Linked DNA regions of Homo sapiens: region 1 is linked to region 2. Evidence: read pairs that join two places in POLR2A ChIA-PET (ENCODE). Cell type or tissue: MCF 10A. All regions are shown on one strand. Each heading gives the region's core, and the rest is flanking DNA. Links, peaks and the distances in the headings are about the cores only.

Region 1 (7,402 bases), core at 2,026-6,025, 61 kb before region 2:
AGATTAGACTTGCATGACTGCAAGAAAAAGTCTTAAAATTCACCATAAAGCACAAGATAGCATGTTAAGTTCTATTTTAAGCACTATGCCATGAGCTTTTTTAAAAACAGGCTTGCTCACATTCAGAAACCCAAATACAAAATGAATTGCTTTGGCTGAGCACTGCCAGAACTGCATAAAGACCCTGCATTCCATTTCTCCTCAAGCTATACAACCCTTACCTGTGATGTTTTCATTCCTATTGTTAAGTGAAACTCCAGCATTAATACTACAGAGGTTACATTAAATGTGGCAATTATTTTTTTAAAAAAACCAGTAGTGTATAGCAAAACCATCAAAACAAGTTGTTAAGAACTTTTAACCATATACACTGATAAATTCAAGAGGTAAATCTCTATAAACATACATAGGAAATATTACACACTGTTAAAAAGAATGAGACCATCTCATTGTCTGGACATGTCATGGAAAGATCTTCACTATCTATTGTAAAAAAAAGCAAACTGTAGGATGCTACATATGGTATGGTCTCACAGTTTTAGAAAAGATATTTATGTACATGTACATTCACTTAAGTTCCTTCTATGTGCCTAGTTTTGTTCTCATCTAGACATACACACACACAATAAATTAAAAATATTATACAGACATACACATTTAAATGCCCATGCAGAGAAAAAAATGAATACAAGACCAGACACAAAAAGTGACATATTTTTATTCCATTTATATTAAATGCCCAAAATAGGCAAGTCTACAGAGACTCAAAATAGATTATCAGTCGCCTAGGGCTAAGAGTGAGGTAAGGTTTGGGAAGGGGATGATGCTAAAAGGATGTAGGGTTGCTTTTCGAGGTGAAAAAATATTCTAGAACTGATTGTGGTTAATGGTTACACAACTTTGTGAATATACCAAAAACTACCTGACTGTGCACTTTAACGAGGTGAACTGTAATGGGATATGTTAATTTTATCTCAATAAAGCTGTCACCTCCCCCTGCCCACCCAAATAAGAATACACAGATATACACCAAAATGATTCCCTCTAAGAATGAAGATGATGAGGTCTTTCCATTTTTACCCTATTTACTGTTAGATCATTACAATGAGAAGTGTAGTCACTTATTATCTCTATAACTTAAAATAATGTAAAAGGTAAATCTAAAACAGCCCTTGATAAATTATTCTGGATTTAATGTTATTCAAGTTCATCTAAGCAGCAGCAAGAAAAAAGAGCGAAGATATGACCCTAAAAATATTTTCAATTTAGATTGTCTTATAGACAAGAGTATCAGGCCCCAGTCTCTGACAGAAACAAATCTTAAACATAATTTGTTCATCTGACACATGTATATTAAAAACACCTATTGTGTCCACAGGGTAGGGATGGGAGAATGGGGGGTGTACAAACAGAACACCAGCCAACAAAAAGACGCAAACTAACAGCTCTGGCTTTAAGTTAAGGGCTTTTGCTATACAGCTGAAGAGACAAAACACACACACAAAGTGGAATGGGGCCAGACAATAGAAAATCTTGAATACTAGACTGAGAACTAAGTCTTTATCCAGTTTTCGATAGAAAGCCATTCAAAGTTTTTATAGATAGGAGTGACAGAATGAAAGGAGTGTTTTGGTGAAATTAACCCGGCAACCAAAGCGGGTAAACTGAAAGCAGTGAATAGCAAAAAAGGTAAAAAAGAGATTAAGTTTTCAAAAATAGGAACGTTTACAACAGTCCTATGAGAGTTACTGATATCTCCATCATTAGTTAATATTCAAAGGATTTATGTTTGTTTTGTTTGCTTGATCTAAAGAAAAGCTGAAAAATAAAAAGGTGGTTTCTTCATTTTGACGAATTTTAGAAGTTCATAGCTAAGAATGAAGACTTACCAGAAAACTCTGAAGGAAGGGTTCTAGGGAATTTTCTTTTCATGTGACACTACTGAAACCAAGAGTAGAGGGAATCAAAAGTAACAGGAGTTGCACAATTTTTAACATGGAAGGGGAAATATAGTCATAAACATCTAGCAAAAAGTGCAGTGGCAATTAATACTACTTCTGAAATTGATGGTTAAAGACAACTAAGTACTTTAAAATTGTCTCTACTGCCTATTTCAAAGAAATCCTAATGATAAAACGTTACATAAATACAGATTTAGGTGAAGACCAAAGTCGAACGAATCAAATTTAGAGTACGATCAATTTCAAGTTCCTTCTACATGCACTACTTTTCAGATGTTGCACAAATAGCATTCTTAATTCACATATGCATTTATTAATTGGTTTAACTCATAAAGGTTTTTTCTAAAAATAAAAATGCTTTCATTGCCTATGTTATCTTTCTAAAACCAGATCCTGGGCCAGGCACGGTGGCTCACGCCTACAATCCCAGAACTTTGGGAGGCCAAGGCGGGCAGATTACGAGGTCAAGAGATAGAGACCAACCTGGCCAACATGGTGAAACCCTGTCTCTACTAAAAATACAAAAATTAGCTGGGCGCAGTGGCGCATGCCTGTAATCCCAGCTACTCGGGAGGCTGAGGCAGGAGAATTGCCTGAACCCCGGAGGCAGAGATTGTGGATCCTTGAAACTATGTTACCTCCCAATTTAAATGGCAACACTTTGTTTTGAGATTAAAAATATGGTAAAGTCTTATTTCCATTTTCTCTATATTAATGTTCAGTATAGTGTTTGTTTTTTGGGGGATTTTTTGTTTGTTTGTTTTTGAGACGGAGTCTCACTCTGTCGCCCAGCCTGGAGTACAGTGGCACGGTCTCAGCTCTCTGTAACCTCCGCCTCCCAGGTTCAAGCAATTCTCCTGCCTCAGCCTCCTGAGTAGCTGAGATTACAGGTGCGCACCACCACGCCCGGCTAATTTTTGTATTTTTAGTAGAGATAGGGTTTCACCATGTTGGTCAGGCTGGTCTCGAACTCCTGACCTCGTGATCTGTCCACCTTGGCTCCCAAAGTGCTGGGATTACCACGTCTGGCAATGTTCAATATAGTTTTAAAATGCCAGTTAAAAACTGATAAGCATCAGCTGGGCGTGGTGGCTCACACCTGTAATCCCAGCAAAACAAAAAAAACTGATAAGCATCTAAATAAGGTACAAAAACTTGCAATATGTGGTCACTGTGATATAATTTCCAAAATCAAACATACTTGCCTACTTGAAATTCTACTATTCATAGAATAGTATGAATAGATTATAAAATACTACTTCATAATCGATTTCATACTTTATCAAACATTCTGATGCTGAAGTAATGTTTGCTTACATTTTGTAAAACCTGTATCTGCCATCATTTAATAATCTTATCTCACATATTACAGAAACATAAACAATAAAGGTATGACAATGAACAAACCAAGAATGACTAATTTATTTCACTGACAACATTTTAGCTAATTTTGTAGAGTGGGTGCAGTGGCACAGTACCTCACACCTGTAAAAACCGAGCACAGAGGCACAGTGTCTCACACCTGTAATCCCAACACTTTGGGAAACCGAGGCAGCACTGTTTGAGGCCAGGAATTTGAGACCAGCCTGGGCAACACAGTGAGACCCCTGACTCTACAAAAATAAAATAAACATTTGTATTGCTTTCTTTTTTTTTTTTTTTTTTTTTGTTTGAGACGGAATCTCACACTGTAGCCCAGGCTGGAGTCCGGTGGCGCAATCTCGCTGCAACCTCTGCCTCCCAGGTTCAAGCGATTCTCCTGCCTCAGCCTCCTGAGTAGCTGAGATTACAGGCGCCCACCACCACGCCCAGCTAATTTTTTGTATTTTTAGTAGAGACGGGGTTTCACTATCTTGGTCAGGCTGGTCTTCAACTCCTGACCTCGTGATCCGCCCACCTCAGCCTCCCAAGGTGCTGGTATTACAGGTGTGAGCCATGGCATCCGGTCCTGCATTGCTTTCTAAAGCACAAAAAAGATCTGTCATATCAATATATTTAGTTAAAATAAAACATCTGCAAACTTTGGTACATGTCTGCAAACACACTGCAAAAAAAGGAGAATAATCTGGGCCTGGCGCGGTGGTGGCTCACGCCTGTAATCTCAGCACTTTGGGAGGCCGAGACGGGCAAATCACAAGGTCAGGAGATCGAGACCATCCTGACCAACACGGTGAAACGCCGTCTCTACTAAAAACGTACAAAAAAATTAGCGGGGCGTAGTGGCGGGCACCTGTAGTCCCAGCTACACCGAAGGCTGAGGCAGGAGAATGGTGTTAACCCGGGAGGCGGAGCTTGCAGTGCGCCGAGATCGCGCCACTGCACTACTGCCTGGGCAACAGAGGAAGACTCCGTCTCAAAAAAAAAAAAAAAAAAAAAAGTAGAATAATCTGACAGGGACTAGTTTAATAAAACACAATGTAAGGTTTCAAATGATCATATAGACCTGTATTTACTAACCTGGATAGACATGAAAATAGCAGATTATAAATAAAAAACAGTGTTGTATCTTTTTATGATGAATATACATATACATATGCTCACAGAGAGAAAGTCTTAAGTGGATAAATACCCAGATGTTAACCATGATATCTCTGAGTGTTGGGATTACAGGTACTGTTTATTTTTCTGCTTACTTCTCAGATTCTCTGAAATTTTCTCAAGCAAAATGATACTTACAAAAATTAATGTGTATGATTCCAACTAACAAACTCCAAACTTTTTGCAAGGAAGCTTGCAAAATGCCCTAGAATATCCAAAAATACCCTAGCATAGAGCTTTTCCAAAAGGGAAAGTATCAGCAACAACATAAGTAGAAATCTGTGAACTGGGCACCCTAGAGGACTCCAGGTCTGCTGTAGGACCTTTAAGGAGGACTACACAAGACCTAGGCTCAAGTCCCTGCCACTTTTATTTGTATGACCTTGCAATAGTCACGTACCCTTTCTGGGCTCACTTTCTCTATCTATAAAAAGGATTTAGTTATTACTTGCCTTTCCTACCTCAAAGAACTGTTGGAAAGATCAAAAGAGATAATGCAATATATTATGAACTGCAAAGTACTATATAAGTAAGATATTATTATTCAAACATTAAAAAAGCAAGATGCTTCATGCCAGAGTCAAACACTTCAGAAAACACCACAATCAATTCTATGAAGTAATGAATCCGTTTTTGGTTGTTGTTTTGAAAGGCTACATCTCATCATAAACACCCAGTTTTTCTGAGACTTGGATACTTTTTCCCAGTTCCCGCTACAACCATTGGCCATTTTATTTTCTTATCCCTGGTTACCAGCAAAAAAGGGTACAAATTACACTAAACTCAAAAGCCTCAGCAAGAACCCTGGAGCAGCATGCTGATGGAGTTCACCAGGAGACACCCAAGGTTAATCAGCTATGGACTCGCCACTAAGCACTACCGCAATCAACAGGGATTACAAGAAACTCTTTGAAGAAAAAGACAATGGGATCGCCCAGGAGAAAACGGTGGATGAAAAGAAGGAGGTATTTCAAAACAATCATATGAAATACTTAGAAACTATACGTAGTATTTTATAAACTATACTGTAGAGTTTTTAAAATACTGTTGATAAAAATAATGACATAAAACAAAAGCCATCTAAATGTGGCACTTGACAAAAGCAAGTTATAGAGATTCAAATCAAATCCATGAATAAACTATCAGATGTACTTGACTCTATCTGAAATAAAAGCAGACAAATTACAGCGTAAGGATCAAAATTAAGTAGCTATTTCTTGAAAATAAAGAGGCAGAAAATAACAATAGAATTCACTGACACACTCATAGTAACTTTTATAATTATGGTTTCTCTTCCCATTTAATTTCATTATTTACTCCACTAAAATGCTGATGGACTTCTTCTCTCCCACTCTTCTTCCTGTAAATTAAAATGGCACTATAACTTGGTTTGAGTTTTACTCCAAAAAAACACATATTTTTTTTTAAATTACTTTAAGAGGAGTTTCATGAAGCTGTCAGCTTATTAACTACCAAGATCATCTGGCCATCACACCCTCCTGCTTCTAAGTTCCTAAAGATGACAAAATACCCTCCACATTCTTAAAAATGACATTTATGGGTACTCCCCTAATGAAAAATTAAACCTTTCATAAACAAATGTGCATAGAGAATTCATTTTGATATGTATGACTCACAATCTAATTTTTATTGGCAATATCTTGAAGTGTTGCAGCTTGCACAATTCCTACAGGGGATAAAGATCTATCTGTTTTTCCCATCTGATCTTTGCACATTTCTTATAGATTTAAAAGGACTCACTAAAAAAGCCATGAGGAAAATAATTATGAATACAATCCACAGCAAAATGAAGTATGGGGCTGAAACCTAAAATAATGAAAAGTCACTGAGTTTTATGTAAAGCTTCACAGTTGAAGTACTCTATTCCCATTTAAAATTTCAAAAAATCTAGATTTTTTTCTTCTTACTCTGATTTTTCCTATCATATTAGGAATGTATGATATTTACCTCCAAAAAATCACAAACAAAAAGCCTTCAGAAAATATCATTTCCAAAAGGAGTATCTGCCAAACCTTACTGCACAGAAAATTATATATACACATTCTCTTTTTTTTAACACATTCTCAAATAACTATGGTAGGCGTTCCTGAGATCACCTCCTCCACCCCTCAAAAAAAGAACAGCAAATCTAACCACAATAAAGTATTAACCAAATTTTTTTAACGCCGCTATCACCAGCTAAGCAATTTATCACACAGCTCCTCAAAGTCTCAGACACACACAATGACATACCAACATGTCAAAACAGTTATTATAATTTGAAAAATTATACAACAGGAACATAAGAGTAGAAAAAAAAAACTTCCTCTGGAAAAACTCTAGTAGATTTGGGAGAGCACAAAAAACGAGATTAATTTTAGAAAAATAACATTTCTTCAAGTGTTTGGTGTTTATCTGATACTGGTTCATTTTCGTAAAGAGAAACTTTACCTAACAAGACTCACACCAGGGATCTGATCTATCCCCAAAGGCACTTTCTTAAAATGAGAAAGAACAAAGAAGGAAATCTCTCAGCATGTGCTTTCCATACTAGTTTCTTTGGACAGCATCAAGAGTGACAATATAGTCTGCACATGCTTTTCAGCTTTATTCTATGGTCCATGTATAACAACTGATTAGCTATCATTCAAAAGAACTCCTAACAAAATAAATATTACAAGGCAAAGATCACAGCAACATAGTGACTCTAAGAGAAAAATTATAGAAAACATGTCTTAAAGTTGTGTGCTTTTTTTTATTTCAAGGGTTAATTATCTCCAAATATTCAAATTCCTAAGGCTTTCTCATTTCAGTCAATAGTTTGAAACTGGGGAAAAATCAAAACCATCCATTGTAAATCTGCTCTCCCTTCAGTAAATTTGTAATTAGAAGTACATTTTAAA
Region 2 (4,000 bases), core at 1-4,000:
CTCAGCGTCCCAAAGTGCTGGTATTACAGGCATGAGCCACTGTGCCCGCAGATTACTTTTTTTTTTTTTAACATCATATAGGACTAATTGGAAGTGTCTAACTCTGGCTTTGGCCAGTGGGCAGCCAGTTTGCAGCCTTCACTTAAAGCCAGCCACTATGCGCCCATTTTCACGTGGCCATGGAGGTAATTGCCCTTAGCCTTAAGAAGAAGGCTTTTACACAGGGCTTCTAGGAATCCTCTCCACTGAGGTTACCCCAGGCTAAAGGCTAAGGGAAGGGGAAGAAAGCCAATACTTATAGATACACCCCACAGAATACACCCACAATCTCCCTTGATTCCTACAGCAGCCCTGTGAATTAGGTGTTATCATCACCCCATTTGACAGAGGAGGAGACAGAAGTGCAGAGATATTAGATCATTTGCCAAAATTCCACTTTGCTGCTAAGTTATAGCATTGGGATTTGAGCCCAGGACTGCCTGACTAGTCTATAAATTCTGACTAGACTATAAATTAATAAAGAAAAGGGAGAAATGGTACCTTATTCTCTGTATCCTTCCAAACACAGGACTGGGCATGCACATAGTTAGTGCTCAGTAGGCACTGTTGATTGAAGTTCAATTGATTGACTGAGTAAAGACATGCTTATGGCCATATCTTCTCAACACTTAAACAAGAATTTGAAATTTGGCTTGTCTGTCTATGCCAGATAGACAAACTCCCCCATCGAATAAGAAAAAAAAGCCACACCCATATAAATAAATTGAATTGTCGGAATTGAGTCATTGTTGTGGCATCAAACAGATGTAGAGCAAATATTTAAAAGAGTAGAGTTGTGTGGGCTGGGCACAGTGGCCCATGCTTGTAATCCCAACACTTTGGGAGGCCGAGGAGGGAGGAGTTCAAGAACAGCCTGGACAACATAGTGAGACCACACCTCCATAAAAAAATTGAAAATTTTAGGCTAGGCAGAGTGGCTCATGCCTATAATCCCAGCACTTTGGCAGGCTGAGGTGGGAGGATCACTTGAGCCCAGTTCAAGGCCAGCATGGGCACCATAAGGAGACCCTTTATCTTGGAAAAACAAACAGAAAGAAAATAAAAGAATAGAATTGTGATTTCCTACCAGCTTTCTATAATCTGTTCCTATTTTCCCAATTCCTCATTCCTCCAAAAGAACATTTTTCACAGTTAAAAAATAATCTCCAATTATTCTTTCATGAGCACGTCCTGAGTGGGATTCCATAGCTTATAAACTTTCAGTTAGTGTGAGTGGCTGATGATGATGACAATGATGCCTCAACTATGCACAGTGATTAATATCTCAATGTCAGTATTTCACAATATGGAGCTCAAGTTACAGTCTTAAACCAGGGGAAAAACATGAGAGGTATTTTTAGTGAAAATCCTTGTTGAAAGACTCCCCACCTATAGAAACATACAGAATAGCTGCAGGGGAGTAGATCATCGTTTTCCTAAAATTTTGGCAAGAAACTGTGAGGAGTCCTGATAAGGCTGGCAACACGGAAGAATATTTTTTCCTCTTGGTGGCACCCAGCCAGCTCCTGGCAGCCCTGTGCCAGCTTCCCAGAGCTGCAAATGGCTTGGAGCAATTTTATCTTGACTTTATTATCCTAACTCACAACCTATAGAAGCAATAAAAGAGAAAACACGACGGAGGAAATGTGAAGCAGTAGCAATGGGCCATGACCAATTTAAGATGAAGTTCAAAATGCACAACCGAGCTACAGACTTAGTCCAAATTTGAACTTAGTAGGTACTAAGGTGGATAAGCCCCCCAAAATGTAGTGGCGTTAGAAAAATACAAGGAAAAGAACTATAATATTCCTTGGACTCCACGTGGGGCCAGACAGGCAGAGATTCTTTTTCCTCCCTCTTGGGAGACTTGAAATGGAAGTCATGGATGATAAAAATGATTTTCTATGTAATTCATAGGGCTATAATATCATCTGTAGCATTACAAGTGATTGTAATACTACAGACACTGATCATCATTGATTCATGCATTAATTTATGAAATATGTTATGACATCCACTCTGCCCTTAAATAGCTCACAGTCCAGGGAGGGGCTTAGTCATGAAAACAAATAGTTAGAAGACAAAATGATAAGTTAGGTCAGGCATGATGACTCATGCCTATAATCCCAGCCCTTTGGGAGGCCAAGGCAGGTGGATCACTTGAGCCCAGGAGTTCAAGACCAGCCTGGACAACATAGTGAGACCTTGCCTCTACAAAAAATAAAAATACATTAGCCGAGTATGGTGGCACACACCTGTGGTCCCAGCTACTGGGAAGGCTAAGGCAGAAGGATTACTGAAGCCCAGAAAATTGAACCTACAGTGAGCTGTGATCATGCTACTGTACCCCAGCATGGGCAACACAGCGAGACCCTGTCTCAAAAAACAAACAAGCAAAACCCAAAATAAGTTATACAACAAAAAGATGGGATGCAGAGAGGAAAGAGTCTGATTTATCCCTTGAGGATAGCAAGCTGGGTGAAAACCTGAGATTCTGGGGCTGAGACAGGGAATTCTTCTTCATAGAGAGTTGGGCCACTAGAACCAGAAGTTTGAACCATGTCCAGGATCCATGCAGAAAATTAAAGTCAAAGGCAGAAGGAAAGTCCTAGGGCAGGAGGACAAGACAAATGGTTCAGAGGCAGCTTGCATTGCTGGAGCACAGAGCTCCAAATCCTGGAACCAAGGAGACCAGATTGATCACAAAAAGGTAGAGTCAGCATCAATTGCCTGAGTAATTCCCTCAGTCCCAGCAGCCCTGTCACTTCTTTGGGCCCCACCTCATGATCAAGCAACCAATGAGTTAAGATGGCCCAACAGGGGCCCCAGGACCACACTTCATGCCAGGCCTGCTTCTGTGTGGATTGCTTCTACATGCTGGTCAGGGGAGTGATGTGAGAGTAGATCAGCTAGCTTGGAGGGCTAAGGATGCAATGAAGGCAGAGCCTTGCCCTTGCTCTTGGGGGGAAAGGGGGATGTTTTCTCAGAGACACTGATAAACAGGCAGGTGTTCATCTGGTAGAAATAGGAAGTGAGGGAGTGGCATGTGTAAAGGCAGGAAGCGTGTGACAGGCTGGGCAATGGGCTGGAGGGGTCATGGCTACCCATGAGCATCAGCCAGTTGAGTTGAGCTATTTGGGGGACCCTTGGGTATGGCCTTGGTTACAGGTATAGGACTTTATCCCATAGACAAAGAGAAGGAAGATGTTCTCTTCAATTAAGAAGTGGTTCTGGGCCGGGCACGGTGGCTCATGCCTGTAATCCCAGCACTTTGGGAGGCCAAGGCAGGCGGATCATGAGGTCAAGAGATCGAGACAATCCCGGCCAACACGGTGAAACCCCGTCTCTACTAAAAATACAAAAATTAGCTGGGCATGGTTGTGTGTGTCTGTAATCCCAACTACTCAGGAGGCTGAGGCAGGAGAATTGCTTGAACCTGGGAAGCGGAGGTTGCAATGAGCCAAGATCGCACCACTGCCCTCTAGCCTGGCGACAGAGCAAGACTTTGTCTCAAAAAAAAAAAAAAAAAAAAAATTAAAAAGAAAGAAAGAAGTGGTTCTGAATCCTCAGGTGCCCAGGAGCTCTCATTGCCCTGCTAGATAGGCCTGAAACCTGGCAGTCACCATGCTCTTCTCCGTGTCCCAGAGAACAAGCCACCAGGAAATAGAAGGGAGTTGTTTGCTGCCATTTCACTGCCTCTGCGCTGAGTAGGGATGCAGATAGATGTTCCAGCTACAGGGCAGCTTTGAGAGAGTGCCCAGAGGGCTGCAGACATCAGCAGCACCCCATGACCACACCAAAGAGGCCTCAGGAGAGAAAGCAGTTCCACTGTCCCTAATCCTAGGACACAGCCATTTCTCTAGGCCTTGACCTGTGACCTCCCAGACTCCCAAGAGGCCCACAGTCTGTGACTGATCAAGAGGTAGTTTCACATTTGTCCTTTGTGGCAAATAATACATCC

What was found. Peaks named below come from ENCODE experiments on the same cell type or tissue, not always from the same donor. Only the 100,000 strongest peaks of a DNase experiment are listed, where the experiment ranks them.
Region 1: POLR2A ChIA-PET joins it to region 2 with 5 read pairs; 10 of 35 experiments call an interaction of 5 or more read pairs at or near these places.

The regions. Positions count from the first base shown.
Region 1 is chr15:68,055,937-68,063,338 of GRCh38, reverse strand. All of the region lies in intron 1 of PIAS1 (protein inhibitor of activated STAT 1), which reads right to left. Among named protein-coding and RNA genes, the nearest start is that of PIAS1, 5.3 kb to the right of the region's middle. In MCF 10A, for the core only: no CTCF peak of the experiment used is centred there; no DNase peak of the experiment used is centred there.
Region 2 is chr15:67,996,357-68,000,356 of GRCh38, reverse strand. No RefSeq gene overlaps it. Among named protein-coding and RNA genes, the nearest start is that of PIAS1, 56 kb to the left of the region's middle. In MCF 10A, for the core only: no CTCF peak of the experiment used is centred there; DNase peaks (open chromatin) are centred at 1,516 and 2,096.